Regions from separate parts of the Homo sapiens genome. Here regions 1, 2, 4, 5 and 6 are each linked to region 3. Evidence: chromatin loops called from intact Hi-C (ENCODE). Cell type or tissue: OCI-LY7. All regions are shown on one strand.

Evidence for each region. Peaks named below come from ENCODE experiments on the same cell type or tissue, not always from the same donor. Only the 100,000 strongest peaks of a DNase experiment are listed, where the experiment ranks them.
Region 1: a loop joins it to region 3, with 8 times the contacts of the local background. A loop is called at or near these places in 13 of 110 quality-filtered maps.
Region 2: a loop joins it to region 3, with 4 times the contacts of the local background. A loop is called at or near these places in 9 of 110 quality-filtered maps.
Region 4: it touches region 3 in a loop (10-fold over the local background); 10 of 110 quality-filtered maps call a loop at or near these places.
Region 5: a loop joins it to region 3, with 2.3 times the contacts of the local background. A loop is called at or near these places in 4 of 110 quality-filtered maps.
Region 6: it touches region 3 in a loop (2.4-fold over the local background); 2 of 110 quality-filtered maps call a loop at or near these places.

Annotation. Positions count from the first base shown.
Region 1 is chr13:86,868,269-86,873,268 of GRCh38, forward strand. The region is part of intron 2 of LOC105370300 (a long non-coding RNA gene); the gene reads left to right. Among named protein-coding and RNA genes, the nearest start is that of LINC00430, 39 kb to the right of the region's middle. In OCI-LY7, CTCF peaks have their summits at 2,292 (motif pointing right) and 2,509; a DNase peak (open chromatin) is centred at 2,303.
Region 2 is chr13:87,282,819-87,287,818 of GRCh38, forward strand. No RefSeq gene overlaps it. Among named protein-coding and RNA genes, the nearest start is that of MIR4500, 330 kb to the right of the region's middle. In OCI-LY7, no CTCF peak of the experiment used is centred here; a DNase peak (open chromatin) is centred at 1,983.
Region 3 is chr13:87,666,759-87,671,758 of GRCh38, forward strand. It overlaps SLITRK5 (SLIT and NTRK like family member 5), which reads left to right and starts at 4,613. Exons shown (of 2, transcript NM_001384609.1): 1 at 4,613-5,000. LOC124900338 (formin-like protein 5) reads right to left here. Exons shown (of 2, transcript XM_047430855.1): 1 at 4,078-5,000. MIR4500HG (MIR4500 host gene) reads right to left here and starts at 4,205. Exons shown (of 6, transcript NR_033829.1): 1 at 4,078-4,205. RefSeq lists an enhancer at 4,340-4,841. In OCI-LY7, CTCF peaks have their summits at 2,811 (motif pointing left), 3,011, 4,606 (motif pointing left) and 4,806; DNase peaks (open chromatin) are centred at 2,843 and 4,653; H3K4me3 peaks cover 1,915 bases; H3K27ac peaks cover 1,072 bases.
Region 4 is chr13:87,256,853-87,261,852 of GRCh38, forward strand. No RefSeq gene overlaps it. Among named protein-coding and RNA genes, the nearest start is that of LINC00430, 350 kb to the left of the region's middle. In OCI-LY7, a CTCF peak has its summit at 2,852; a DNase peak (open chromatin) is centred at 2,789.
Region 5 is chr13:87,401,989-87,406,988 of GRCh38, forward strand. All of the region lies in intron 4 of LOC105370302 (a long non-coding RNA gene), which reads left to right. Among named protein-coding and RNA genes, the nearest start is that of MIR4500, 210 kb to the right of the region's middle. In OCI-LY7, CTCF peaks have their summits at 2,962 and 3,167; no DNase peak of the experiment used is centred here.
Region 6 is chr13:87,775,493-87,780,492 of GRCh38, forward strand. No RefSeq gene overlaps it. Among named protein-coding and RNA genes, the nearest start is that of LINC00397, 33 kb to the right of the region's middle. In OCI-LY7, a CTCF peak has its summit at 2,055 (motif pointing left); a DNase peak (open chromatin) is centred at 2,069; H3K4me3 peaks cover 567 bases.

The sequences.
Region 1 (5,000 bases), 800 kb before region 3:
ATGACCATTAAGGCCGTGAACACAATGACCGAAAGCAAGAGAGAAGAAAGTTAGTGACAGCTATATAGGAGTGATATGAGTAGTGCCTTCAAAGTCTCAAATTCTAAACTGATACAGATATAATATAAATAAACAAGAAAGGCCACATTAAAATATAAAAAAACACAGCAATTTGGTTGCTTACTATTATGTGAAATAATATATATTTATTATTTTTAAATATATTTATTTAAAAGTAATTTGCCATGTCTTTCTCATCTTCAATTGAAATGTTCATTTCTAAAGTAACACATATTAAAAACAAACTAACAAAGACACAAACTAAAACACTTTGGGCCATTGTTGTGTAGATTTGTCTAAATATTTCTCCTTCTATAACTCTAATTTTTTTTTTTTTTTTTTTTTGAGACAGAGTTTCACTCTTGTTGCCCAGGCTGGAGTGCAATGGCACGATTTTGGCTGACTGCAACCTCCGCCTACGGGTTCAAGCAATTCTCCTGCCTCAGCCTCCTGAGCAGCTGGGATTACAGGCATACACCACCACGCCTGGCTAATTTTGTATTTTTAGTACAGACGGGGTTTCTCCATGTTGGTCAGGCTTGTCTCGACCTCCCACCTCAGGTGATCCGCCCGCCTTGGCCTCCCAAAGTGCTGGGATTACAGGTGTGGCCCACCGCACCAGGCCTCCTTCTGTAACTCTTGAATGATAGTCAGATGCTCACATATCTTCTCTATATGATACCATACATCTGTCTGAGTAACTGAAATGTGCAGTTCCCTTTTTTAAGGTTTTATGACTTATAGATAAAATTTAAATTATGTAATAAATATTGAATATTGAGTTACCTGTCACTTCTTTTATATACCTCTTTGGAAGCTCTTGAACTTATCATTGTCTCGTTCAAGCTGCTGCTAAAGTGATCAAATCACTATGTGTTCCAACTAATTAATGCAAGTGCAACTGAAAGGACCTCACCTCATATCCATACCATGTGAATCTCAGCTACTGCCTTGAGGTATCTATGAATGCACAACTCAGAAGTGCCTGACATGTAACATCTTGGGAGTAAAACACCTACAAATCAGACACTAGAGCTGAAGAATCAAGTCTTTCCCATCAGTTTCCTGGGAGTTTCAGGGATTCTTAGAGGACATTCCTACCACATCTTCCATCAGTTGCCACGGAGCCAGCCCTCTCCATAACCTATTTGCACATTGGCTTTCTATTCCTTGCTCACTCCTCATGTTCCCTTTTGTTTTCTTGGATTACTTTCCTTGACAAAGTGCTAGCTAAAATGACATTGTTTCAGGCCGCACATTATGTGAAACTATTTGAAGAAAATATGACTGTCTTTTTGCATTTTACAGATGTCAATTTAGTCAGCAACATAATTTTAATTTGAATTAAAGACTAAAAAATGAGGCATAAACTATACTGAAGAATTTGTTTTAATTCCCTGAAATTTTTATTTTTTTTTGCCTTTTTCTAAGACAGTCTCTTGCTATAATAAAGAAAAAATGCATGACTAAGAAGCAGTCTCTTAAAGTGTCTTTTGCCTTTAATCAGTATTGTACCAATTATGTTTCTGAGTATATAATTGTCTTTGCTCTCCTGAAAAGGAAAAATAATCAGTTTTCATGAGACAAAAATTGTGTCCCCAAATGTGAAAAAAACAATTTCTTTAAATTTCTCAAATTATAATCATGTAGGTTTCCTTGCAAACCGTAATTACACAGTCTCCCTATAATTTCTTTCAGTACAGATTTAGCTCAAGTCTTCTGTATGATCATTGTATAGCAGTGATACAATAGCATCTCCTCACATAGCTCTGCTGTGGCTAAGATTTCCTGGCTCATATTTGCACAAAAGGCATGGGAAGCCAAGAAGCTGGAAAAACCAAAGATACATAAGAATTCATTTAAAAAAAAGTAACAGTTTTGAAAGCCACATTTGAATTCATTACTTGCAGTTCCTATAAAAATACCTTGCTACTGTGCATACTTTTCTTAGTTCTTGGTGAAAAAATCTTTTATTTATACATCAACTCCTCAAAGCAGCTATGAAAAAAAAGAAAATTATTAACATAACACTTGCTAACATTCCATATTTTCCTTCACTGAGTATATTAATATAATGTTTTAAAGAGGCATATATTCTAAGAAAAACACTAACTTTGCTGAAAAACATTAGTTACTATACTAGAGCAATTTGAAACAATTGTATGTTTCCTGTAAAATTCATATTAAAATATTTTTGCCATTTCTTTTCAGTTCTATGTAACACCAGCAGGTGGCAGGATTAAGGCACAAAAACGGCAAAATCTTTGAGAAATGTAAAAGAAATACATTATGCTTTTTTCAATGTCTTAGGATGGCAGTCATTTTTCTTTTTGTGCATACAGGTTACTAAAATCATTCATGGCTACTAGTCCTTAGCAGACACATCGTTTTCCTTAAACCAGCTGAAGCTGTGCCCTTTTAAGACTCTTCTGATCACAAATCACCATTGTGCTGCAGTAATTTTCAGCTTTTACCATAAAGTGAGTCCAAAGCATATGGTGTGCATAAATTTGGATTATCTTCATACAGACAAAGATTCTTTGCTTGACCAAACTTTAGTCAGCCTCCGGAAACTTTTCCTAAGCCTGCCTGTGCACTTCCTTGCAAAATCCAGCTTTAGCAAAGAACCCTGCTAAATCAGGTTAGCTAGAATCAATCTCCCTCTCCCTGATGTCTAATCGCCCAAAATATTTAATCGGGTTCTTCATTCGCTGTCCTCCAGGAGATGTTTGATCGCCCTGGCCTGCCTTCAGCAGGAATCCTGCTAGGTCAGTGTAGCCAGAATACCTCTAATTCCTGATGTGTCCTATTAGTAATTTTTCATCCACTGACTTCCACCCTGCTCTGTGGCTATAAAGTCCCACCTGCCCACGCTATATTCAGAGTGGAGTCCAATCTCTCTCCCCTACTGCAAAATCCCATTGCTGTGGTTCATATGTACCAATTGTGATGGTTTTGAATAAAGTCTGCCTTACAATACCTTAACAAGTATTGTTGAATAATTATTCTCTCTTTAACAATACTAGATTACAACAAGTATTGGGAAAATTGTTTGGGAAAATTGTTTATATGATGAGGACAAGACTAAAATTAAACTACTTTGCTTTTTAATACTCTAAGAGTTTATAGTGAATCTCTGATAGGACACTTTGCCACAGTTTTGGGGCAAGCCAGATAATGAGGTTATGGATTACAGGCCTTTTAAAAACTGGCTAAAAGGGGCCAGACACAGTGGCTCACGCCTGTAATTCCAGCACTTTGGGAGGCCGAGGCAGGTGGATCACCTGAGGTCAGGAGTTTGAGACCAGACTGGCCAACATGGTGAAACCCCATCTGTAATAAAAATTTAAAAAATTAGCCCGGTGTGGTGGCGGGCACCTGTAATCCCAGCTACTCAGGAGGCTGAGGCAGGAGAATTGCTTGAACCTGGAAGGCAGAGGTTGCAGTGAGCCAAGATCATGCCACTGTACTCCAGCCTGGGCAACAGATCGAGACTCGGTCTCAGGCAGAGGCACTTCTTTTTCCCAGAAATTCTCTCAGATATTCCTACTTCTATTTTCCTTGTCAACAAACGCACACATGCCTTGGTGGTAGAAATGGTTCTTTACAGTTTACTTATAGTCAGTGAACTGAGTAATGTCTACATTTTTTTAAATAATTATATTCCCTGAGTTCCCTAATCGGTCACTTTTCTTAAAGGAATAACTCTTCCTATATTCTTTCCTTAATATCCTTCCGCTTTGTATATAATCTAGTTAGAATACCACATGCTAAACTAATAAAAAATTGCTTCTACAAAATTGTGTTTAATAACTACTTGTTAATTAGAGGAACTGAAACAACTACATTTTAGTATTACCAAGTTCAGGAAACTTTGCAAATACTTGTTTAAGAATTAAGATGAGATGATAACTTTAAAATGTCTGGACACATTATCTTTAACATACTCCTTCTATAATAAGAGAATTTGCAAATTCTTGTTTTACTGAAGTAAAAATATCTTCTCAAATAAAGTACTATGGAAAAATTTAAACATATATTTTCTATGTTATGAAATAAAAGGAAATCATTTTATGCTAATTATAGAGGTTTGCACAATATTATCAATTGAGATATTAGATAAATATATGCAATAAGAAAAACAGTCTGAAGATTTACCCATTGAGTATCCTGAGACTGGAGTGATAATGCATAAGATGTAAGAGGCCACTATACAAGAAAACAGCAATATATTATGATAAGAATGTTACAATAATACTATGCATGGAGTGCTTATCATGTGTTACAATATAGAAGGTAAGTGATATTTTCCTTAGTTTAAATTGATGCTCTCTATAATAATGCAACAAATTTAAAATCAACCCAGCCACAAAAGGAGGAAATGACATTGAAACTGAAGAGGATAGGATTAAAAGCTGTTGCCTTGTCTTGTGCCCATGTTACTGTTCATGATAATGTGTGGTTCTGCATTCATGCATTTATTTTGTATTCCATTTTTCATCCCCACAATTTCAGCTCAAAACATAGAATTTGACACTATTTTAATATCAGTATGATTTCTTTCCCTATGATGTTTTTCAAAATAACAATGGAATTGGTGTTATTCAAATATACTATTACTTATATTGTATTATAGTAAAATGTCATGCAATTATTGATGAATCAGTGACATGATTTGTATGTAAGAGTTGTAGTTCTAGTTTTATGAGAACTATTAGTTTTAGTTTTATGCACAATACCTGATTTAATTCTTGCAATAACACTATAAGGTAAGCACTGTTTTTATCCTCAATTTTTAGCGCCAACAATTGTGAAGAACAGAGAATTTCAAGAACTTGACCAAGATCACACAGCCACTGTGGAACAAAAATTTAAACCTAGGCAATCTGAGTCCAAACCCCATTTTTTTTTTTTTTTTTTTTTTGGTCTGACAAAGAAAA
Region 2 (5,000 bases), 380 kb before region 3:
ATGAACACGGAGATCAACTCTAAAGTACAACATGGCACATGTATACATATGTAACAAACCTGCACGTTGTGCACATGTACCCTAAAACTTAAAGTATAATAATAATAAAAAAAGAATTTTTAAACTTAAAAAAAGCAGTGTTTTCATAGGCCACCTCATCTTAGAGATACAAGTTAGAATAATAAAAGCTGATGGAGTCATTAGTACTTAGTTCAGACCCACCAGCTGATTCCATGAACTCTACTGCTTATGAGCCAAGAGAAGGGAAGTATAAGATATTTAACATCCCAAAGGCTCACACAATTGTGTTATAGTGTCTGTATCCTGTACCATATCAGTCTTTCAAAATAGTGTCATGCTCTCTAGTGAAAATATCTGCAAACCCATGACCATACCCACACACTCAGGAAGTAAAATGTTTATTCATCTTCAGGATCTTGTATATGTCTATGTATAATATCTTCCACATATATGCTCAAAAGAATTTTGTTTTTTTTTCTCCCCACATCGTGATATTCTAGATAAAGGGTTATCATGTCCCAAAATTCTCTGCAAAATTTTGTGTTCTTTCTTTTGCATCACCTATTTCATCTTCATTTCCATAAATATTAGCTTCTGAAGGCATGAGCATTAGTCTTAGGCCTTCCTTACAGACACTGTTTTTTTTATAACATACTGAGACAAAATACCACATAAAAATTTAAAAGGTAAGTGAGGAGAAGCAAAATCTTCAAGGGTCTACAGTGATAAATTCCTCAAAATGGGCTTCAAACATGAAAATTGCCAGTTTATGAATTTATTATGATTCTATTTTAGATAGACTAAAATCCTCCACATTGTGTATATAGAATTTCTCTATTTTTTCAGAGTTCAGAGCATTAAAAAACACATAAGTCGGTATTGATTATTTGAGTTTTAGTTCTGCTACAGCTAACACACCAAGTTATACTTTCTCCAATAAATATTTGCAATCCCTAAAAGGTCTTGATGCTCATCCAAAAAGTATTCTTTGGAAGCAATAGCACTGAGCAAGCAGTCTTCTACTTCATATCAGATACCTATTTTTGGCTCATCTGCAGGTGAAAATGCTTTCACAAACAAAAGTACAGACTACAAAGTTGGAGAAGAGTGTTATAAATGACTTTTCTAAAGTTGTTTTTTTAAAGATCTTCTTTTTGATAAGTTCTTATTTTTGACAATGCCATTTTAAAATTTATGTCAATCTTTGAGTTTACACAGTCTATCCTCAATGGTGGGCTTTATCACCCATGGGATGTTTATAAGACAAATTCAGATCTTTTCGTATAGGCTGACAGCTTGCAAGAACAGAATGTATGAACTCAGAACTAACTCATGGATAAGTTAGCCACACACAGATACATACGTCATTTAAAAACGCTTATTTCTCTGGTTCAATACCTACCCTAGGCTGACAGCTTGCAAGAACAGAATGTATGAGCTCAGAAATAACTCATGGATAAGTCAGCCACACACAGATAGATATGTCATTTAGCAACGCTTATTTCTCTGGTTCAATACCTACCCTTCTGCACTTTTTCTTGATCTTTCCAGAACAGCAAAGAGGTAATTTTCATCTAGTTTCCTTAACAGTGGTCAATTACAGAATACCCCTGACCTAGTCACTGATCCCATTCTCTGGACAGGCAGTTTCCAGAAATTGAGAGCGGAGACTTGTGACTTTTATTTTTATACACACCTCTAGAGAGATAAGCAAGTAGAAAATAAAGAGAAGAAGGAAGGAAGAAAGGAAAAAGAAACAGACTAAGGACATTAAATATTAAACTGTGAGCTGGATATGGTGGCTCACGCCTGTAATCCCAGCACTTTGAGAGGCTGAGGTGGGCGGATCACTTGAGGTCAGGAGTTTCAGATCAGCCTGGCCAACATGGTGAAACCCTTTCTCCACTAAAAGTACAAAAATTACCCTGGCTTGGTAGCACACACCTGTAGTCCTAGCTACACAGGAAGCTGAGGCAGGAGAACCCTTTGAACCTAGGAGGCAGAGGTTTCAGTGAGCTGAGATTATTACCACTGCACTCAAGCCTGGGCAACAGAGCGAGACCCTGTTTCAAAATACAATAAAATGTGAGATAAACACAGATATGGTCACTATTTCTATTTGCAGTGGCATGTTTAATAAATAAGTTTGAAAGCCTATAAAAATATGAAAGGATTAGACAATTTTTAAATGACTCAAGAAGAAAAAAAATTAAGATTAAGAATCCTTAAAATTAAACTATAGTTAATACCTCCTCCCTCTGCTGTCATGAAGTCAATGTCTTTTAAAAGAAAATTATATATATATATATATATATATGTATATCTGTGTGTATATGAATTTTCATATGTATCTACATATGAAAAGAAAAATAAGTCTCTCAGGACCCCAAAATCACTAAGCCAAGAGAAGAGTCAAGCTAGGAACTATGTCAGACAAACCTGCTTCCCATTCTAGTCCTAAATAAGATTGCTACAAAGATAGAAACTACATACCTCCCTCACAATTTGTCCACAAGAAAATTCCTTGTGCAAAGAGGACAGACAGAACTCAAAGTGTTCCCTCAGAGGCTCACTGGAGACAAATGCATATCTGATTGCTTCCTCTGCTCTACTGTTTATGTAAAAATGTGGATTCAGTGAGCCAGACTCAATTGTGTATTCAGTAGAAGGCTGATCAAGGACTCAAAATAATGCAACCTTTTGTCTCTTATCGACTTATGACCTGGAAGCCCCCACCTCTAACTCCTCGATTACCCCCACCACTGCCTCAGTAGTCCTCCCTTACATATATGATTGATGTCTCATATGTCCCTAAAATGGATAAAACCAAGCTGTACCCTGACTACCTTCGGCACATGACATCAGGACCTACTAAGGCCGTGTCACAGGCATATTCTTATCCTTGGCAAAATAAACTTTCTAAATTGACTGACACCTGTCTCAGATACCTTCTTAGTATATGTATGTATGTGTATATATATATGTGTATATATATATACACACAAGACACATATATATACACACACACGTATAACAAATTTTACCAAAATATTTATAGCTTATAAAAATTGCTTTTGTGAATAGAATAAAAAGAAGATGGCCTAACCTATTTTTTATTTTATCAAAAGCATAATGGCATTTTAAACTTTTAAAAAGTATATAAAAATAAATATGTATCAGTTTGACATAATTAAGAATGCTATAGTAATTAATACTTTATCAAAATAAATTTAGTAATATTTGCATTAATGTGGAGAATCTACCAAAACAGAAAGAAGAAAGGATGGGAATGGGAATTATTACATTGTTTCTGGCCATGGCACCAATACACACCAATCAAAAAGATCCATCACACCAATAGTAATCATTTAGAAAATATAATACATATTTTGAAAATAATTTCATTCATATTAGCAAGAAAAAATAAGTTACTTAGGAAGAGTACATTTTAAAATTATAACTTATAAATAAATTTTTAAAGCTGCATACATAGATTACCTAAAAATGTCAAAAATAAAATCTAATCGAGGCATACAATGAAAGTCTAGTCAAAAAAGACAAACTATGACAGGAAATATATTAAAGTTCAAACACAAATGAAAAACCAGCAGAAAAAAGAATACTGTAATACATATGTCAGCCAAGAAATAGTGTCCTAGACATTTAAACTGTGTGCAAAAAAATAATGAAAATAAAGCAAGACAGCAGAAAAACAATGACAACCACAAAAAAATAAGGGCTAAGGAAAAAACTAAGCTTATGGTCACAAAAGAAAAATTTGGTATAGGAATCAAGCTATGAAAATCTGTTCAAAGTCAGTGAAAGTATTAAACAATGCAACATGTTCAGGTAAAATCTTCAAAGTCTCATCAGTATGGGAAGCACAAATTAAAATTCATGCATTAATGGTGGGAGTGTAAGTTGCAACAATCAATATGAAAAACAACGACATTATTTTGAGAGAAAGAAAATGCCTATGTCTTATGACAGATCAGAGAGAGGAATTTAAAGTCTCTGAAGAAGAGAGGTACAGTCTCAGAAGACATGAAATCCAGAGTGACTTTAAATTCCTTTTCCATTTGTTGTTATCTGTCATTCTTTAACTGATACTCACATTTTGAAAAAGAAAATTGAATAGGGTTTTTTTTTTTGCCATTTTGCAAATCTCTTATTTCCTCATAATGATTTTAATTAAAGTCCAAATCCTTTCAGCTGAGTATAAGAAACACGTTTTCTACATATTGCTTTAATTTAAATATTTCTGATGATTATACAACATTTTTAACCAAAAATATCCGGGAAATTGTTGGTTTTATAAAGTGTATTTCTGTTTCCTTGTAGCATTTATTCTCCAGACATCTACTTCATCTGATAGTAATATAGTTATACCAGATTTCTCACCATTAATATTTTCCTGCAACATATATTTCCATGGAAGTTGTAGAACATTAAAAAAAACTCTGTCCTTGTCATTTTGCATTAGAATATATATATATGTATATATATATATGTGTATATATATATATATATATATATATATACACGCTGGAAGAAAAATCAAACAATTTGAGTACTAACAAGAGATCAAAAATTTAGATTTGTTGTGAGACATAATGACCCTGTGCTCCTAGAAAGAACACTGCTGGGCAACTACATAGAAACTACATAAAACGTTTATTTTTTTACATGACCAAAAGGAATGGTTGCTACATGAATGAGGTCCAAAATAATAAGAGAAAAATATGAGAAGTAAAAGAAGGGACAAGGAAAGCCTGTAATATTGTATCTACTATTTCTCTTCTGGGGAGAGGAAGAGACATTCTCTCCCTTAAAGGTAGCCTTTGGAGTGAGAAGTATGTTATGCCCTAAGAAACGCAGTCCTGTGAGATGGTATCATCTCTGTGTTAACAATGGGAAATTTGAACATTATATACACTATTCGTATAGTTAATAATGGAAAGAGCTAGGATGGAAGCCAG
Region 3 (5,000 bases):
TGTAATTTAACTGTTTTAGGATAATTAATTGTTTTTCTCTGAAAAAAAAAACAACAGAAATAACCCAGAAAACACAGGCATAACATAATGCCTGTTTAGACTTATTTTCTAAAAATGACTAGAGATGTGTGAGAACCAAGGACCAATGGGTCCCAAGAGACAAATCATACACTAATAGAGAGTTACATAGAAAAGCTAATCTGATTACATTGTGAAACTGCTTCATTTCCAGTGGAATGTGTGCATTTCAATGCTAGTATAAGCCAGATGGCAGTAGCCTTTGTTCTAACAGGGTCTGACGATAGTTTGTATATTTAAAATGTCACAACTACACACTCACTTTTCTTCAGTAAACAGTAAAGAACAGCTGCTGACAACTTCAAGTGCAATTACTTATCTTCTCTACAGAGCCATTTTGATCTTCCTCTTCACTCACCAGAGTATCAAATAAAACTGATGTTCCCAGTACACAGCATGGTTCTGAATAGTGTGAAGATAACAAAGCTAGCTTCTATTAATTACCATTCTATTAGCTGATACTGGTAGCTAGAATTGAATGTCATATATGAGTAATGCTGAGAAATTATTGTAACTAATTAATTGACACTCATAGTTAGAAATGTATTCAGTGTCTCCAGTGATAATAATGTGCCATGAAAAATAAAACCATTTGAGAACTATGGGATAGAGATTAATTTAAGGAAATCATCTTGAACTCTTCCTAAGCTCTTAAATCACCCCTCCAAATATTCTTATTTTTCAAGTGCACATTTTTATAAATTTTTATTGGGGATGTGTATGCAAAATTGAACAAACTGTAGTAGAAACTAAAACAGTAAGAAACAAAAATAGTAAAAAAAAAAAAAAAAAAAAGAGCATACGATGAAAAATAAATTCCCATTCTATTTAAGACGCCAGTCTTCTTCCAAAAGGTAACCACTATTATTAGATTTGTGTGTATTAATTTCTTTCCAGAAAAAAAGTCTGCCTCTCACAAATTATAGGTAATGCTATATATACTCCTAATAATGGCAAAACAGTATTCCTATACAAACTGTTGTTTAAAGTAGAAGAGTATTCTAAGGTATAGAAGGATGTGTATGACTTTTCAGTGAGTCAGACATTTAACTTGTTCTTACTCATTTTCAAATGCAAGCATCTGTTACATATCTTCTGACATAGTGTTTTATATATCTTACTTTGGCACACCTGAAGGCTACTTTCTGAAAAAGTAGTGTTCCAAAGATATATTTTTGTAGATATTTCCAATTGGTTATCCAAAAAGGATATTTTCATATGTAATTATATCAAAAAATATCCGAGTGTATGTGCAAGGAACTGCATGAGGCAAGGAAGAAAATTGGCTATTTTTTGTATATTCTTTTGTAATGCCTCTGAGAGTCTATTTCTAAGGCTGTGAATAATTAAGTCTGTAAGTGAATAAATAATTTCAGCAAAATTAGATTTGCTGGCCATTTTTAATTTGATAAATATAACTGCATGATGTTTGTTTTTAATTTTAAATGTATTAGACAAAATGTCAAAGACAAATGCTGTACAGTTATTTAATTTAGCAATTTCATAGAGACACAATCATAAATGGTGACTCATTATTTTCCTCCAGGAGAAACTTTCATTTTCTCCTTTTAGATATGTGATATACATATAACATATATTATATATAATTATATATATGAATGTGATATATATATAATTTCAATTTCAAAAACTTTAAAGACATATGCCCTTTAACTTAGACTTGAAAAATGTGTCATTTATTAAATTGAGTTGAACAGACTTCTTAGCCATTACTATGGAGGAATAGAAACTTAGCATTAGAATTCCATAATCTTAACTCACCAGTTAGGCTAACAACAACAACAACAACAACAAATTGCAAGCTCTACTGGCTTTAGATGTTGATCAATACTTATGAAGTCATGAAATGATTAATAAAGAATTTCCTTGTTTATAATCCTCATTAGGTTGTTTCTTAAAGCACCATAATTCTTGACTAAGCATTTTAAAATTCTAATGATAACACACAGTGATACGCAAATGTGATAAGAATTATCTTAAAAAATGTACTTAATATAAGAATCCCTCCTGTGTTCATAAAGCACTAAAATAATAATTCTAGAAACTAATAAATATAAATTTACAAAAATATATGGTCAATTTTAAGTGGCAAGTATGCTACTTATGTTTTCAATTTAAATTTAAATTTGCAGGTATCAAATTATGGCCATAATTGATAATGACAATTATATTTACAATATAAATGTCAAATATATTTCCCTACATGATATACACTTATGATGATACCCTCTCAATAGATAATTCTAATATGAAAAAAAAATATTTGCAAACATTTGGACAAATGTGACTTTCACATCCAACTCCATCAAATAATGTTTAATATTAATAGACTTAATTCTGGGGAGATATATTTGATCAATCATTTAATTTTACAATGGCCAAATGTATCTATGTAATTAAGTGCATGCATCTGAGTGCTGTCTGAAAGCATGTATACACATATGACCATGTGTTGCTTAGTATAGACTAAAACATAGATACATTTGTTCATGTGGGTAAAAGTTTTGGCTCATATTTGATCACTCTTATGTAATTCACTTATATATTTTCTAAGCAATAGTCAACATTCAATGCAAATAAAGAAACAGATTAATAACTGAGGCTTTTCCTTATATCTATGATGTTTTCCCTCTTGTGTTTTTCTGTTCTGAACTGTTCAAGTCACAGTATTTTCTAAAATTTCATTCTCTTGCAGAGCATCTTATAGAGACACCTAGTGGCAAAAGGTAATGGTGGCTTCCGGGACCATCCTTAATGTTGAGTTAATGGCAGAAAGTTTTCATCATTTACTTATTTGAACCACAAGAGGTAAACTAGATTATTAGCATAAGTGTTTCTAACAAAACTGTAACCTAAACTAATTCCAAACATATTTAATACTTCTTAGTTGAATAATATTTCCTTTAATTAGAACAATAAATATTTAAAATAAAAATAATACAAAACCATGAATTAAACTTTGCTATTGAATGAAATTATAAAGATTTAGAACAGTGATAAAATATAACAGCTTTATTTCAGCTATTTTGAAAAAATCAATAATCGATTAAGACAATTTAGGACCTTTAAGAACTTCTACAAAGTTAATCGATATTGAAAATTATGTTTCTGATAGGACTCAATATTTATATTCCAAAGGCTTCTGGCTGTAATTCCTATATAATTTTAAATTTAAATATTTCATTTCATTTTGAAAATATAAAAGTAATTTTAAACTTAAAATAAATTTTCTGAAATGTTTATATAATGTTAAAAGTTAATGACTGAATAAAAAATACAGAAATAAGCCTTTTGTGGATGACGTGTAAGTTATATTTGTTGATGCAATGTATCTACAGCTAGTGGCTATCATTCCTAGGTCAAATGCTTCTAAATTTAATGAAACGTTCATTACAAGATTTTGTTTTTATTGTCTGAAATTACATATTACTTCTTTCCTTCCTCTCCCTTGAATATAACCCATACTTAAACAAAATTGCTTCCAAATAAAGTTTTTATGGTATAAAGTAAAAATATATATATTCACACAACATACGCAGGGGAAAGTTCAAAAAAGATTGCAGTACCTCAGGAGACTGCAATGTTCATCACCTGAGATATATATACATCTCAGAACATAGACATATTATCAGACTCTATATCAATATTAAACATATGATTAACCAGATTATAACACAGTATTATCCCAAATATTACTAAGAATAAAACAATATCAATAATAATTAAGACGTAATTAATTGCAAAATAAAGTGGGTAAAATATATTTACATGGAGAAACTAACTACATAGTTATCAAAGGAACAGGCACATGTGCACTCAGCCTGCACTGGGTCACTTACTATTATCAACTTTTCTCTTATACCCGGGATGAACGGCAGGTCTAATATTACAAATATTGAAAACATGTCTTATGAAAGTAAAGACCCCTTTTTGGGGATGGAAGTGTCTGGTTTCATGGAAAGACCCAAGAATACTTACTGTAGAGATGACTCTAGTGGAGTTTAGCAGATGACTCTTCAAGAAACTCGCTTTCTATCGATATTGCATTTACTTAGGGGTTTTCCAGCTTTTTAGTACACACCAGATGTATTCACAAACATTCCCTCTGAAAGTCTTTCACATTCCCTTGTGTTGCCTAGACACACCTATAAAACGTAATTCTATTAAAGAGAAAAGAAAAGTAGCGCCCTTGTTTGCAGCTAGGAGGAACCACTCCCTTTTCCAGGATCCTTAACAGTAAGTACACGAGACAGCAGCATTCTGAATGGCAGGAGGAAGGCAGGCGATCAGCACAGGGCTGGAATCATCTGTTCCTGACCACCAGCAAGCCTGGCACTGCCGGGGTTATTTCCACTCCTCCCTTTCCCAATCCGAGAATTGCACAGTCCCACGCTCGAATTACACACATGGTCCAAGACTTCTCTCTCTTCCTACGAATGTGACATCCAAGGGGGCCCCGGTTGCGCCGCCCTAGCCCAGGGACGCCTTCGCCCTCGGCTGCCATCTATCGGCCACCGAGCGCCCGCTTCGCCCCGGGCCCATCATGTCTGCTGCAGCTTGGCTCGCACCAGAGGCGCGACAATAAACAAGTGCACTGGACTGGGCCCTGCACCCGCTCCGGAGCAGCTGTCTCAGAGACCCGGTGTTGCTTACCGCGTTGCCACCTCCTCGGCGCCCGGGAGGAAGACGCAACTTTCTCGGAGTTTTTTTTAGAGCCACCGGGCTGCCAGGACAAGCCACAGGCATAGAACGACGCGGTTGCTGCCCGCCCCCCCCTTCCCCCAGAAACCCCAAAGGATGTCGGTGATAGAGAGTTCCAACTAATGACGATTGTGCGCCGCATCTGGGGAAGGGATACAGAAAAAAACCCTGCAAACACCGTGAGGATGAAACTGCCAAAG
Region 4 (5,000 bases), 410 kb before region 3:
ATCATCAAGGCATACAGCTTAATTACATAATTTTTTAAAATTGTCAACTATACCTCAATAAAGCTAGGAGAAAATAAATTTATAATGAATATAGTACTTAGTAAATGTTGTGTAGGATAGCAAAGATAAAATCTTAGAGAATGGACTTTAGCTTATACCAGGAGAAGGGTCCTATATTCCCCTAAAATATTTGCAAATGTATTATCAGTTGAAGAAAGTTCACTACGCTAATTTATGATGATAGCACAATTCATTTGTAAAGTGTGTGTGTTCAGAAAATACTGAGATACAGCACTGAGACCATCAATTCTTGAAAAAACTAAAACAGAAAAGAAAAGAAAGATGATGTCTTTTCTGTTGAAATTTTTTAACAACCAGCAGGATAATAAGAAAGTTGACTTAATGAGGTCTACATATAATTTTGTAAAGCTGATATTTAACACCAGGCTTTACAGAATATAGAGCTTGGCAAGATACATGGAATGAAGCAGAGGATCAGAGGAAAATGAAGAGGAGATAAAAAGAAAGGGCTATTCCTGAATTGAATGACAATTTCTCCTGACATAACCACTCATCAGATTAGTATTCTTCTGCAAAGCAATAGTAAATACAGGGACATGTAGTAGACAGAGCTTTTGCAGCTCCAAGGCTCCATTTGCATGAGTGGATAATAAGCATTCACCTCACTATACGGTGTTATAGCTTACAAGGAAGTAAGCAAAGGAAGTTAGAGGAAAAAAATTAGCTTTTCTCCCAATGTAGTCATAGATCTTTCCAATTTGAAAAAAAATCACCTAGTCAATGGATATTTTATAGCAAGAGAATATTTATAAGGTGATATTCAACCTGCTTCCTATCAAATGCAAAATAAATTATAAAATATTTCCCATAGGCAGAAAATTGAAAATGTTAACAATCGATCTATAGTAAGATTTTATTCTGTATTGTAGGAGAATGGACTGCAATGTTTCAGAATTGTGTGTGAATTGTAAGACATGGTACAAGCACAAATGCCCCAAGCTATAGAATTGATGACAATATTCTTAAATATCAACAAACAGCCTGAAATATCCATGATATTTTAAAATAATTTCTCAATAATTTATAGAACAATAAAAAGGCCATATTCTGGACCATAAAAACCTCAATGCATTTAAAAGAATTCAAGTTATCTTATGTATTTTATTTAACCACAGTAAAAATAATTTACAATCTAATAAAAGAAAGGCATCTAGATAATCACTAAGTATTTGAAAACAAAATAATATACTTTTTTTTTTTTTTTTTTTTTTTTTTTTGAGACGGAGTCTCGCTCTGTCGTCCAGGCTGGAGTGTTCAGTGGCAGGATCTCGGCTCACTGCAAGTTCCGCCTCCCGGGTTCACACCATTCTCCTGCCTCAGCCTTCCTAGTAGCTGAGACTACAGGCGCCTGCCACCACACCAGGCTAATTTTATTTTATTTTATCTTATTTTTTTAGTAGAGACGGGGTTTAACCCTGTTAGCCAGGATGGTCTCCATCTCCTGACCTCGTGATCCGCCCGCCTCGGCTTCCCAAAGTGCTGGGATTGCAGGTGTGAGCCACTACGCCCGGTCAATAATATACTTTTATATAATTCAAGATTAAAGAAAAAAGTAAAAGGTAAATTAGAATGTGTTTTGAAATGAAGGAAAATGTAACCCACAACATAATCAAATTGACAGAAATTGGCAAAACAATACTTTAGGGAATATTAATAAGCATGACATATTAGACAAAAGAAACTTCTGAAGTCAATAACTTCAAACTTTAGTAAAGTAGAAAAAATCAAAAGCTATACTCAAAATAAGGAGAAAAAAATGATTATGATCAGGAACTAAACTAGAATACAGAAAAACAATAAAGCATCTTTGAAATGAAAAAATGAGTCTGCAAAAATAATGAAATAGATAAACTTATAGTGAGACTGATCAGAATAAAAAGAAGAGAAAAAAACTACCGCTATGAAGAATGAAGTATGTGATATGGCTATAGATTAATAGAATAAGAAGATATCATTAACTTCATAGCAATCAATTTAAAATTTTAGATAAAATTGGCAAATTTTCTGAAATATACATAAATTCAAAGCTTGATCAAGAAAAAATAGATAACCTGAGTATTCTTATATCTATTACAAAGATTTTACTATTTTCCCACGAAGAAATGTCCTAACCTAGATGGCTTTTGTGATTAATTCGACCAAAAATTGAAGAAAGAATGTATACCAATTCTACATAAACTCTACCAGAAAATTAATCAGGAGGAATCTCTGCTGTGTTCATGAGTACAGTGTTACCCTAATACCATTAGCAAATTCATTTCAAGAACAGAAGACTACATCAAATATCCTGCATGAAGAAAGTTAAAAATCCTCTAAATACAATTTTCATAAATTCAATACCTCAGTATATAAAAATGATGAAACATAATGAGTAAGTGTTATATCAGGAATACATCAGGAATACAAGTTGGGTGAACATTCAAGAATCAACATATAAAAATCACTATTTGAAACGTCTAAATAAGAACAAATAGGCCCGTTGCCGTGGCTCACTCCTGTAATCCCAGCACTTTGGGAAGCCAAGGCAGGCAGACTTCTTGAGCTCAGGAGTTCAAGAGACCAGCCTGGCCATCATGGTGAAACCCTGTCTCTACTAAAACTACAAAAGTTAACCAGGTGTGGTAGCATTTGCCTGTAATCCTACCTACTACTCGGGTGGCTGAGGCAGGACAATTGATTGGACCCTGAAGGCAGAGGTTGCAGTGAACCGTGATCATGCCACTGCACTCCAGCACTCCGGTCAGCAGAGGGAGTCTCTGTCTCAAAAAAAAAAAAAAAAAAAAGAAAAGAAAAAAAGGAAGAAGAAAAAAACGGAAGGAAGGAAAGAAGGAAGGAAGGAAGGTAGGAAGGAAGAAAGTGAGGGAAGGGGGCAGGGAGGGGAGGGAGGGAAGAATAAAAGCAAAATAAAAGAATTTGACAAAATCCAACACCTATTTTAAATAAAAACAAGCAAAACAAGGAATAGAAACTTCCTCAACTTGATAAAGGGCATAAAACAAACCACTGAACATTTTCCATCTAAGTTCAGTAACGAGGCAAAGCTATACACTCTCATCATTTCTACTGAACATTGTGTTGAAAGTTTTGGAAAGGGCATTTAGGAAAGAAAAAGAAATAAAAGGGATTCATATCTGAAAGAAATAATGAAACCATCTCATTTCCAAATGACATGATCATTCATGTAAAAGTCCATGGAATCTACCAAAAAAAATCTATTAATGCCAGTATGTGAGTTTAGCAAAATTACAGGACATAATATTAATATGGAAAATTCAATAACATTTTTGTATACCAGCAACAACCAGAAATTTATTGTTCTAGCCTGAGATCTGGTTCTGATGGTACAAACTTTATGGATGTCGATCATGGCATCTTCATCTGTAAATCTGGGAGAACATCTTCCCTGTCTAACAGAGAGGGTAGTTGGGAAGATGGAATGGAATAGTGAGTGTGAATATGCTCTATAAATTACAAAGTGCTGTGCAAATACTGACAGTTATTATACTCATAAAAAGCTTATGCACTAATGAGAAAGTTAAAAGAAAAAGACCTAGTTATTCTTACAGGGATGTATTTTGCGTAAGTACAAAATGTATTTATGGGTAGAAAAAAATGGAAAATATAAATCAAAAAATTATTTTTGTATTCATTAGATGTTTTTCTAACTATGTAATGTTTAGTATTGACAATGTAGCAACATTAAAAATTCATTGTCTTCATGCTAAAAAAAACACAATAGCATCAAAGTATGAAATAATTAGGAATAACAGATCAAAAGTGACATGAAATATACTTAAGCTGAAAACTAAAAAAAAAAAAAAAGACTAATGACAGAAATATTAAAATCCCTAAATAAAACAAGAGATACACTTTTTTTTGAGTCAGAGCATTCAATATAGTGAAAGTGTCTAGTCTCCTCAGGTTTGTTTATAGTTTTCCTAGAATAGATGTTAAAATCACAAAAAGATTTTTAGTAGAAATTAACAAGGTGATTCAAAAATTTACATGAATATTCAAAGGCCTCAGAATTGTCAAAATATCTTTGAAGAAGAACCAAGTTGAAGAACTAACATTACCTGGCATTAAGCATTATTATAATGCTGCAGTTATTAAGACATTGGGGTTTTATCTAGGGATAGAAAACAAGATCTATTCAAAAGAATTGAGAACTTGAAACACAACAAACATATTTGAACAACAGATTTTTGACAAATACAGAGCAATTTGTTCATTCAATAAATTGCGCAGGAACAGTTACAATTAATATGCCCCAAAATGAATTTGTTCTTATTTCTTTTTAATGAGTAGATGTCCTGAAAGAAACTGAGATAAATAATATTACCTTTCAATATTCCTGGTCATTGTAATAGGCTCCTACTCCTGACTCATGCTTTTATTAATTCTTGCATTAAATTATGTATGTCTGCATTATATTCATTTCATATACTAGGCTTGAAAGTTCTGATACCTGGATTATGTTTATTTATACCTATGTTGGTTGTAGTTACTGCTGACTTAGTGTGATTTCTTTCCTTTAGTATACTGTAATTCATTTAAAAAATTCTTTATTGGGAGCTTATATTTTTGGGAACTCAGTGGCAATTATGCATGCCTGAAACTTCCGTCATATGCATATGTGTGCTTTTATATGTGTGTGTGTTTTTTGGACCATGAAAATAGTAGAAAAGCAGGTCCCAGGCTATTTTGAAGGTCAACCAATGGAAAAACTTTTCAGGGAATTTACTCATTTTTTTCTTTAAAGAAAGATAAAGCTGAGATAAGCATGTAAACATTTTATAGTTGTATTGTTTTGTGAAATGTATTTTTCCCACTGTACCCAATTTTCTGTATTATAGTCTATGAGGTATGGTCTTTAACTTAATCCTTCAAACTTTGCCTTAGTCATTTCTCTGTGCTCT
Region 5 (5,000 bases), 260 kb before region 3:
CTAGCAGAGGACTACTGAAGGCCTCATCGAGGTCCAGTAGAGATCTGAAAGGAAGGATCTGCAGTTATCCAGTTGCATTACATCCCAAAGAGTGGGAAAAGAGGGTACAAAGAGATGCAAATGTTCAACTTGCAGCAAGGAGGGGAGAACAACTGGGGTACAATGAAAGAGAAGGTCTGGGAGATCAGGTCTAACAATGTACTGGAATCAGATCAGTTAAGCTTTTTAGGCTGTTTTATTACATTGGTTTTACACTGAGGAATAAGAGAAGTGATAGAGTCATGAGCAGATTGACACGAATGAAATATTTTGACCTGACTTACAAAATAACAGGAACACTATGAGTCTTGTTTTAAAAATAGACAATGTAAGAGTGAGGGCAACAGCAGCAAGAGTAGGTAGGAGAAAATTTCAGAAATCCAGATGAGAAATAGTGTCTGGGTAAGTGATGGTGTCAATAGATACGGAGAACTGATCATAATCTGTTTATATTTTGCAGTCAAAGTCTACAGAAGATAATGATGGACTGGATGTACTATGTGAGACAAAAAAAAAAAAAAGAGTCAATGAAAAGTCCAGGATTTCTGGCTGGAGTAACTGGGAGGATGAGGCTGTAAGGGAGATAATAAGCTCTGTTGGGGTCTCTGGAAGGGCTATTAGTTGCTGATATAAACAAGATATTATGGTGAATACTTAGTGTCAACTTGATGGATTGAAGGATGCAAAGTATTGATCCTGGGTGTGTCTCTGAGGGAGCTGCCAAAGTAGATTAGCATTTGAGTCAGTGGGCTGCGAAAGGCAGACTCATCCCTAAGCTGGGTGGGTTCAATCTAATCACTTGCCAGCACAGCCAGAATATAAAGCAGGTAGAAAAACGTGCAAAGGCTACACTGGCATAGCTGCCCAGCCTGCATCTTTAATACAGGCCTACCTACAATTATAGATAAAATTACAGCTGATCATATTTTGAATTCTATAGTTAAGAGGAAGCAAGTACTATAGATATTAGAGAAGTATTGTTTCCTGAAGATTCAAGTACAAAGATGGCTTACTTTTTATCCTCCCTTCAACATGTCATTTTCACATCTTGGCATTATGCAAGGAAATGCTCATCTTTTCTATCTGAATAATAGCAGTTCTGATTTACTTCCTTAATCTGCCACGGTCTTATAGCACCTGAGATATTTTTAAAAGTTACAGAAAGTATCTGTTCACTTGGAACAATAGACATTGGGCACCGGGGGGTACTAGCATGGGGAGGAGAGTGAGAGTTGAAAATCTATCTGTGGGGTGCTATGCTCACTACGTGGGTGACAGGATCATTCATACAACAAACCTCAACGACTCACAATCCACCCATGTAACAAATATGCACATGCGCTCCCTGAATCTAAAATAAAAGTTGAGAAGAAAAAAAATACACCTGTTTCACATGAAGACTTTTCTTTTTATGAATGTCCGTCAACTAACGTATCTTTTAGGGTGACTACATATCAAAAGTCAATTTAATAATTGCCATAAAATTGTCATTACCCAAACTTTTTGACATCATTAATTTTAATTGTCATTACCCAAATGTTTTGACATCATTAATGTTACTCCTTTTATTATTCCTTTTGAAATATTCTGACTTAACTCCCTTGCAGTGACCATGTATTTGCCTAACACATGTACATATGGACATGTGCGTATCCATGCATGCATGCACACACAGACACCTTTTGTTACCCATACCACCCTTCTCCAGTTCTAACATGCTGTTCCTTTGTGATAAGAACCTTGTTCCTTTCTAGCAAATCATACTGTATAATTTCCTATTGCTACTTTAATACATTAATAACTACTTAGAGGCTTAAAACACTTTTTTTATTTTTAACACATATTTATGACCTCACAATATCATAGTTCATAGGTTTGTGTTGGCTCAGCTAGTTTCTCTGCTCAAAGTTTTACAGGCAGAAATCAGTGTCAACAGACTGTGTCATCAAGAGACTCCAGAAAGAATCTGATTCCAAAGTCAGTCCAGTTTTCAAAAAAATCCAGTTCCTTGAGGGAAGAAGACTTACAGTCACCATTTCCTTATTGGCTGTCAGCTGGGGGCTGTCTTCTGCTCTTACAAGCCCCTTTCTAATTCTTACATGTGGTCCCTTTAAACTCAAAATCTGTCCAACGTTCCTGCTCTCTTCTGCTTCCAGCTGGAGAAAGTTGTTTGCTTTTAAGGGTACATGTGATTAGATTGCTCCCGTCTGAATAATATAAACTAATCTCAGGTTCTAAGGTAAGACCAGTGACCTCAGTTGTATTTTCAAAGTCTATTTTGCCACGAGATATAAACATTCAAAGGTTTCAGGGATTAGAGTGTGGAAATCTTTGGGGAACCGTTTTCCCTATCACACATACATGCCTCCATCTACTCATATCTGTTTTCAGACTTATCTTTCACACTTCATGTTTGATTTGCAATTTCTTTACTTTCTTCATCAACATCACTATCATATCCATCCTTAGTAACTTGAGTCTAGCTAATTTTTGAGCCACTGACTTGTAGACATAATTTTCCCTTTCCCAGTTTTCATGTTCTTAGCCTCTTCTCTATTTCCACATTGCTCTACCTTAGAAATTGTATTGACAATGGAAGGTCCTATTTCAACTTAGTAAATCTTGTGTCTTCAAAATACATAGCAAAAATCAGAATCCACATCCTCCTATAACCACCTATGTGTCGAAGGCAGCAGATTTAACTCCGTCTTTGATTTATTTATGAGAAACCGTGTTGTAAATGCTTTCTAACTATGTACACTATACTGCCATCATTTTAAGTTAGTAATCCTGCAGATAGCTCTTTGACAAACATTTCCATTAAATTGGATAACATAATTATAATCAGTCTTTACCCAACTGTAAATCAAATAAATTCATTTTTATTTTACTGCTTTATGAAGGTGATTTACAGAAACTTGCAGAATGCGGCACCAGATCCGCAGGACTTAGAGCCTGAGGATTGTATAACTGGGTTGTTCTTTAGAGTATAGGAGACCTTGAGGCAAATAGTGGTTACCTCCAAGCTATTATTAAGGCTTCCCACAGAGGTCACTGTGAGAACTATATCAGAAATACTCATTAAGAACAATGTACAACCTAACAATTACTAAGACCGTTTTCAATATCTACATCATCCCATTGTGAGAAACCCTAAATCCAAATTCTCTGCAGCTTGAATATATTAAAATAGAAATGAATATTTTTTCAGTTACCATAACCTATACTTTAAACTTTAGTCAATAAAAAAAGTAACATGAACATGGTATAACCACTTTACTATATATATAACTATATATTACATATATAGTTATATATATATATGTATTTTTAAAAAAATTATTATACTTTAAGTTCTGGGATACATGTGCAGAACGTGCAGGATTTTTACATTGATATACACGTGCCATGGTGGTTTGCTGCACCCATCAACCCATCATCTACATTAGGTATTTCTCCTAATGCTATCCATCACCTAGTCCCCCCTGACAGGCCCCAGTGTGTAATGTTCCCTTCCCTGTGTCCATGTGTTCTCATTGTTCAGCTCCCACTTATGAGTGAGAAGATGCAGTGTTTGGTTTTCTGTTCTTGTGTTAGTTTGCTGAGAATGATGGTTTCCAGCTTCATCCATGTCCCTGCAAAGGACATAAACTCATCCTTTTTTATGGCTGCATAGTATTCCATGGTGTATATGTATCACATTTTATTTATACTATTTGATCCAGCAATCTCATTACTGGGTATATACCCAAAGGATTATAAATCATTCTACTATAAAGACACATGCACACATATGTTTATTGCAGCACTGTTTACAATAGCAAAGACTTGGAACCAACCCAAATGCCCATCAATAATAGACTGAATATAACCATTTTTAATATTTTGATTAGTGCATATATTTTTATATATAAAGATATTATGTGTATGTCTATATGTGTATGCATATAAGTATTTGTGCATCTATATGTATAGATTTATATACATATATATGTACATGTACATATATATCTATATATTATATATAACTAAACATACATGCAAACCTATAACACACATATTTTATTTCAAATCAGCATGGCATATATATGTGTTTTTATATTTTTAAGATCGTTTGTCATGACATTTTTAGTAATAAATACAGTTAAATTGCCGTACTTAAGAGGTGAATCTTTACTTTGTAGAAATGAAATATTGAAGGAAAGGAATATGCATATTTTTAAGCTATAAGTGTATTTCTACAATATTTTTGATGTTCTCATTCTAGGACCTGAGAAAAGAAGACAATTTCAGTTTGTTTAGTAATGATAATATGTACAAGATGGAAAGTGCAACATATTTCTAAATATTTCTAAATGAACTGGACTGTTATGACTGTAAGAATGCCAATGTCCTTAGTGTGGTTAAATATCATCTTATCACACTTCTCAATAATGATTACGCACTTAGTTTTATTTAGTAGATCTTCTGACTAAAGTGATCAATAGAAGTACTTGATTTTAAAAATATTTTATTTGAAACATTATGCTCATAAAAGAAGAAGTTATGATGTCAAAATGTACAGAAAGAGGAAGTAAAGGAAACTTAGTAAAAGACCTGTCACTAAAAAATTACCTTCAGGGTCTTTAATTTCAAATTCATATTCTCTCTCTCTCTCTCTCTCTCTCCCCCTCTCTTCCTCCCCCCTGCCATATTATCTGAGGATTAGGATAAGAATTATATTAAATCTAGCCAAATCCTTTTTTTTTTAACTCCTTAGCTGCCACTTTTTGAATCTTTAATAGCAGTATACTCTGACATCTCTTTGTTTCTGGATATGAAAGTTTCTACAAATTTAAATCAATAACATAAAAGTTGGTAGTCACGGATGAACATTATGTAATCCAGCTTCAGTTTAACCCTGGAAACCAGGAACTCTGATCCACAAAGTTCTAATATGAACCACTGATGTGATAGATAGT
Region 6 (5,000 bases), 110 kb after region 3:
CCTCATTTCCTTCTTTGCTCCTCTTCTGCCATTCTATTTCTGACATTTGTAGTATTATTTTTACATTTGTAAGAAAACAGCTATTCTGTAACATACTAACTTTTTAAATCTGTGTGGTTGGTTTTTATATTTTAAAACAATTGAAGAGATTTAGCTTGATTATGACTACATGAGATTTCTACTGCAAAGCCAAGAGGCATGCTTGGATTACATGTTCTTCTTTGACTACCATGTCTTCATCACCAGACTGGTCAACATTGAATATTCTTAGGACCAAATTATTTTTCTTCCATCCTATGGTAACCATGAGAATGACCCTTGTAAACCTTCAACTGTAGGGAATGTATTATTAACCAAGGATTCCAGCTACTGTGCCAGGCTTGCAGGGGCTGCTTTTGGGCAATGACTGAGTGTGGGATGCTCACTAAGGTAGGCTCATTTCCGGGACACATGAGACTCTTCTGATCACTGCTTTGGCTCAAGGTCTTCTTAGAGCACTTGCTGTATCTTCCTTCGACTGCTCAGCAGTCAAAGATGCTCCCACCAATCTTACTTCCCTCTTGTTCACTCACAGTCAGACTTGCATTCCCCTCTGAATGCTCTTCCAGTCATCCCAGCTTCCTCCTCATTTCCTCTTACAATCATTCTTCCTAATAAAATACAGGTTTAATTTTGTCATGGCATCCACTTCTCTGGCTACCTGGACTAACATAGATGCCATTCATTCCTCCAAATAATGCAACATTTTAATTTGCTTTATATTTTAACCTTTAGTTTTGTGCATTCTCCTCATTAATATCATATCAGTTTCAATTATATTACTCATTAAATATTAGATATATAACATTAACTACGTATAATATATTAATACCTAATACACTTATTCAAATTAATTCACTGAATTTCTTCTAATCTGCTTTATTATATTTTTTTCTAGTTTTGAATTATATAATTGTTCTGATGCATATTATAACTTTTTAAAAATGCCCATGACATCCCTCCCAGAGAACTCTGTTTTCCTGCTTCAATTATTATCCTGGAATTTTCTTCCAATGATCCCCAGGTTCAGAATTATTATTGGTTGAATTTCAAAACCTTTTCTTGATTTATTCCTCTGTTTTAAAATTTTTTGAGAGATATAATTAATTTACTAGGAAAAGATGTGCCAGAAATAGATTTCTGATTTTTGGAATTTTGCAATGCCATTGTTCTGGCTTAGATATTATTGATAATTTGTCAAAGTTTTCAATTCTAAGTAGAAAAAACTTTTCTCAGAATTTGAAGTGCCTTGCTCCATTGTCATCCAACATACATTCTTGCGATAAGGATTCTGAGACCCATCTGCTTTTGTTCATATTATTGATAATCTGCTTTTTCTTTATAAATTATCTTATAATCATTCCCATATTACTGACATGCTGAATTTCACAGCAATATTTAAAGACATAAATTTTGTGGGTGTGTGTGGTTGGCAAAAACACTTTTAAGATCCACATTTCTCTTTAGCTTTTATTCTTATTTTTTTAAATTTCCTGCCTTTCATTTTCATTGCTGTCCATTTCTAAAATGCCTTTAGTATGAGATTAGATTCTCTATATTAGATTATTCTCCATATTTTATCCCTAATATATTTTCATTCTCAGTTTATTTCATATTTGGTCAATATGTAAAATGTAGCTTCTATTTATCCCATAACAGATCTGGTATTTCTTCTGAACCTCATGCCACTTCTAAAGATACATATTTTGGTTAACTGTATCAGTCTTTTCCTGTTAACATAGTTCATCTATTCATAGTTCAACTCCCCACCAGTGTTGGTTTAAATAGTTCCTTTTATGTACATGAGTCTCTTTCAGTTTGTGTCCCGCCTTCTCTTCCCCAAAATGGCAACCGTGTATATCAGGGGTCTTACTGTGCCTTTGTTGTGGTTAAAAAGGATCTCAGATCGGTGAACGTCCTTTGTATCTGTGCTATTTTCTGCTATGAGGGGCCAGACAAGTAGCCACTGACTCTGGACAGGTCATGTTTGTATTTTGCAGGATATACTGACACCTACTGCTAGGATCTGTGGTTTTTCTCCATTTGCCTTTGATCTTAAAGTCCTCACATTCATAAGCCTTTTTTTTTTTTTCTTCCATCCGAGGGCTCTAACCTTTTGCTCATGTAGTCAGCACTTCCTATTGACTTTGTGAAGTAAGCAATTATTTCTAGGCTGCCTGCTCCCTACACACAGGTTGAGACTGGGGGCATAGAATTGCATCTGTATCTTAACTCATTGCTTCCCCCAAAGGTTTTCATTCCTTGTCTGTGTAATCTTTCCAGCACCTTGGTGGGCGTGGCACTGATGTAGAAGCCAAAGTTCTTCAATGAACCTGGACTCTTTCTCTGTGCTAGTTCAAGGCAAACAGGACATTTGCTCCATGTGCTTCAGGTTCCGAGTGCATATTTGGTTACATTTAAAACTTGCCTGTTGCTAAGATTGGGGACTAATAGACAAAGCAACAATTAAGTAGGGGAACCTTATCACTTTACCACAATTGTCCTCTTCCACTAAAAATCCAGACAGAGAAAGAAAGGAGCACCCTATTTTTTACTTCTTTCTTTCAAAATCTGGTCTCTGGACTCAGCCCAGTGGCAGTTAGAGTCAGGAGAAAAACCATTCTTCTGATAAAGAACAGATCAGGAGGCACTTCACACCTATTATATTTACCATTGGTCTTTTAGGTGGTCACTAATGAAGAGTTCTATTTTCCCCTCCTGAATTTGAAACTTTCTGAGACATAAGAAACTGGAATTAGATAGATGGGGAAAAATGGCATCTTTATTGCTGATAAAGCTATTTGATGAGTGTTGCTTTAAGAATATAGCCACCTGGACTTGAAATGTTTCACCTCAGTGTTAAACAGAATGGTCTACCTGATGTCTGTCGGACTGAGCAACGATGGCCTTCTTGGCCAGCGAAAGCTTACTCTACAGATCTGAGAAAGCAGGCATCTGGCAGGCTAGGGGGCTCTACAGAGCCTGGAAGACCCTGAACCTGAAGCAAATGTGTCACTTCTCTGTTTTGGGTTAGAGGATAGGTAGAAAGCAGAGTACAATCTTTCCATACCTTTATTTCTTGCGTTAGGAAGTAGGTATGTATTTACATATGTTCCTCTTTTATTGAAATATGAGGAATGGAAACTAACTCTTCTCTAACACTCCTCAGATTATTTTTTACTTGTTGGCACAAACAACCCCATAATCAGCCCTGGTTGTGGCAGCTCTCTTTAGTACAGGATGGGGGTGATTTATTAGAAAAGTCCTATTCCAAGTGTCATAAGGCCACTGCCCTAATGCCAGCGTTTCTTCTGTGATAGTTCTGAATTCACTGGCAAGACTATAGCTTTTGACTCAGAGAGTTTTGGAATGGGTTAGAACCTTGCTACAGAACAGAAGCATCAGCATAACCTGAGAGCTTGTTAGAAATGCAGAATTTCACAGTAAGTCCAGATCTAATTATTATACAGTTTAACAGGATCCCTAGGTAATTCTTATGTACATTAAAGCTGGAGAAGCACTGGGTTAGAACAAGTCATTCATTAAAGTAACTTAAAGGCTTTGCTAAACGCTAAGCTGAATATTTCTTCCTAGTTTTTCAACACAAATTATGCATGACCACTATCTTCAACGTACTTCACCAGAGATTATGGGATGAAATTAAGTAGTAGTGGATGAAATAATAGATGAGATTAAATAATTACTATTGTAATAACCTGATAATAGCCACACATTCTGCACATTTGAATTTAAGCTCTTTCCCTATATGGAGTTTATTTAAAAAATCACGATCCAAAAATTGAATGCTCTTACTCACACATAAATGTAAAATATGAAAATATCAAACTCCATAGTCCTTGTTACAGTAAAACATAAAATTCATTTCTAAAACTTAAACTCCTTGACATTGGAAGCTCCAGATGCTTCCTGAGATACCTGAGTAGATACCCACTCTGATGGCTGTTCAGCAGATACCTCTTCAATAGCTAGAGCCAGGACTGTCATCCACTTACTCATGCTGTCTCCTCACTCAAAAAGTGGTATTTGAGGCATATGTTCTTTTAGCAGTGTGTGGAAATTTGCACTGATTGTGGACCAGTTCCCAGATCTTAAGATTTCTTTTGTGTGAGTGTGCTATTGGGATAGTACCAAAAATAGGGGTGTGTGTGTGTGTGTGTGTGTGTGCGTGTGTGTGACCAGTATCTCTGTAAAACATCTCAAAGCCCTGGCTGTCTTTCTTCAGTTTTTGAATATTTCCAGCCTCAAGTAGCATTTATTTCTACTCTCTTTTTTTCTGCAATAGTAAGCTATGCCTTAATTTATTAATTTTTTCTTTTTACTCCCTATGCTTTGTGGAAAGCTCAACTGAGCTTTTAGCAGTTTAATCTATCTAATCTAAGTTCACTTTTTTTTTATTTTTGCTCTACCACATTTAGAGCTAGCAATGTTGTCAGATATAAATACATTTTTCCCTCTCTGCGGTGGTGGTAGACATTTGTATTTCCTATCAACTTTTCTAGCTTTAGTTTTGTGAGGCCACCTTGGTGAGATAGAACAAATGAGCAAGTTTTGGCTTTGCAAGAGTAAATGAATATTCAAAAGAATATTATGCACCTTCATATCCCTGGTCTGAATCTTTCCACTAAGGAGATGTTTTTCCATAAGACCAGGGATGGCCATAATTTATTATAGTTCTTGCCGGCTCATTTTCAAGGTGGCTCATTTCCTCTGTGCTTGTTTCCTCAGAGCAAAAAGTAATACTTTCCCACCCATATTCACTGGGTCGCCTTGAAAGTCGCTCCATAATCATACAATTATATGACACCATGATCTTACGAGACTTCCCTTCTCAAATGTGTCCAATATTTCTCTAACTTCTTAATCTTTCTAAGCACTTCTCTAACTGCATAGTCCTTACCTTCAAACTGTGATTCACCATTTTGAAAAAATGAACTCTTTAT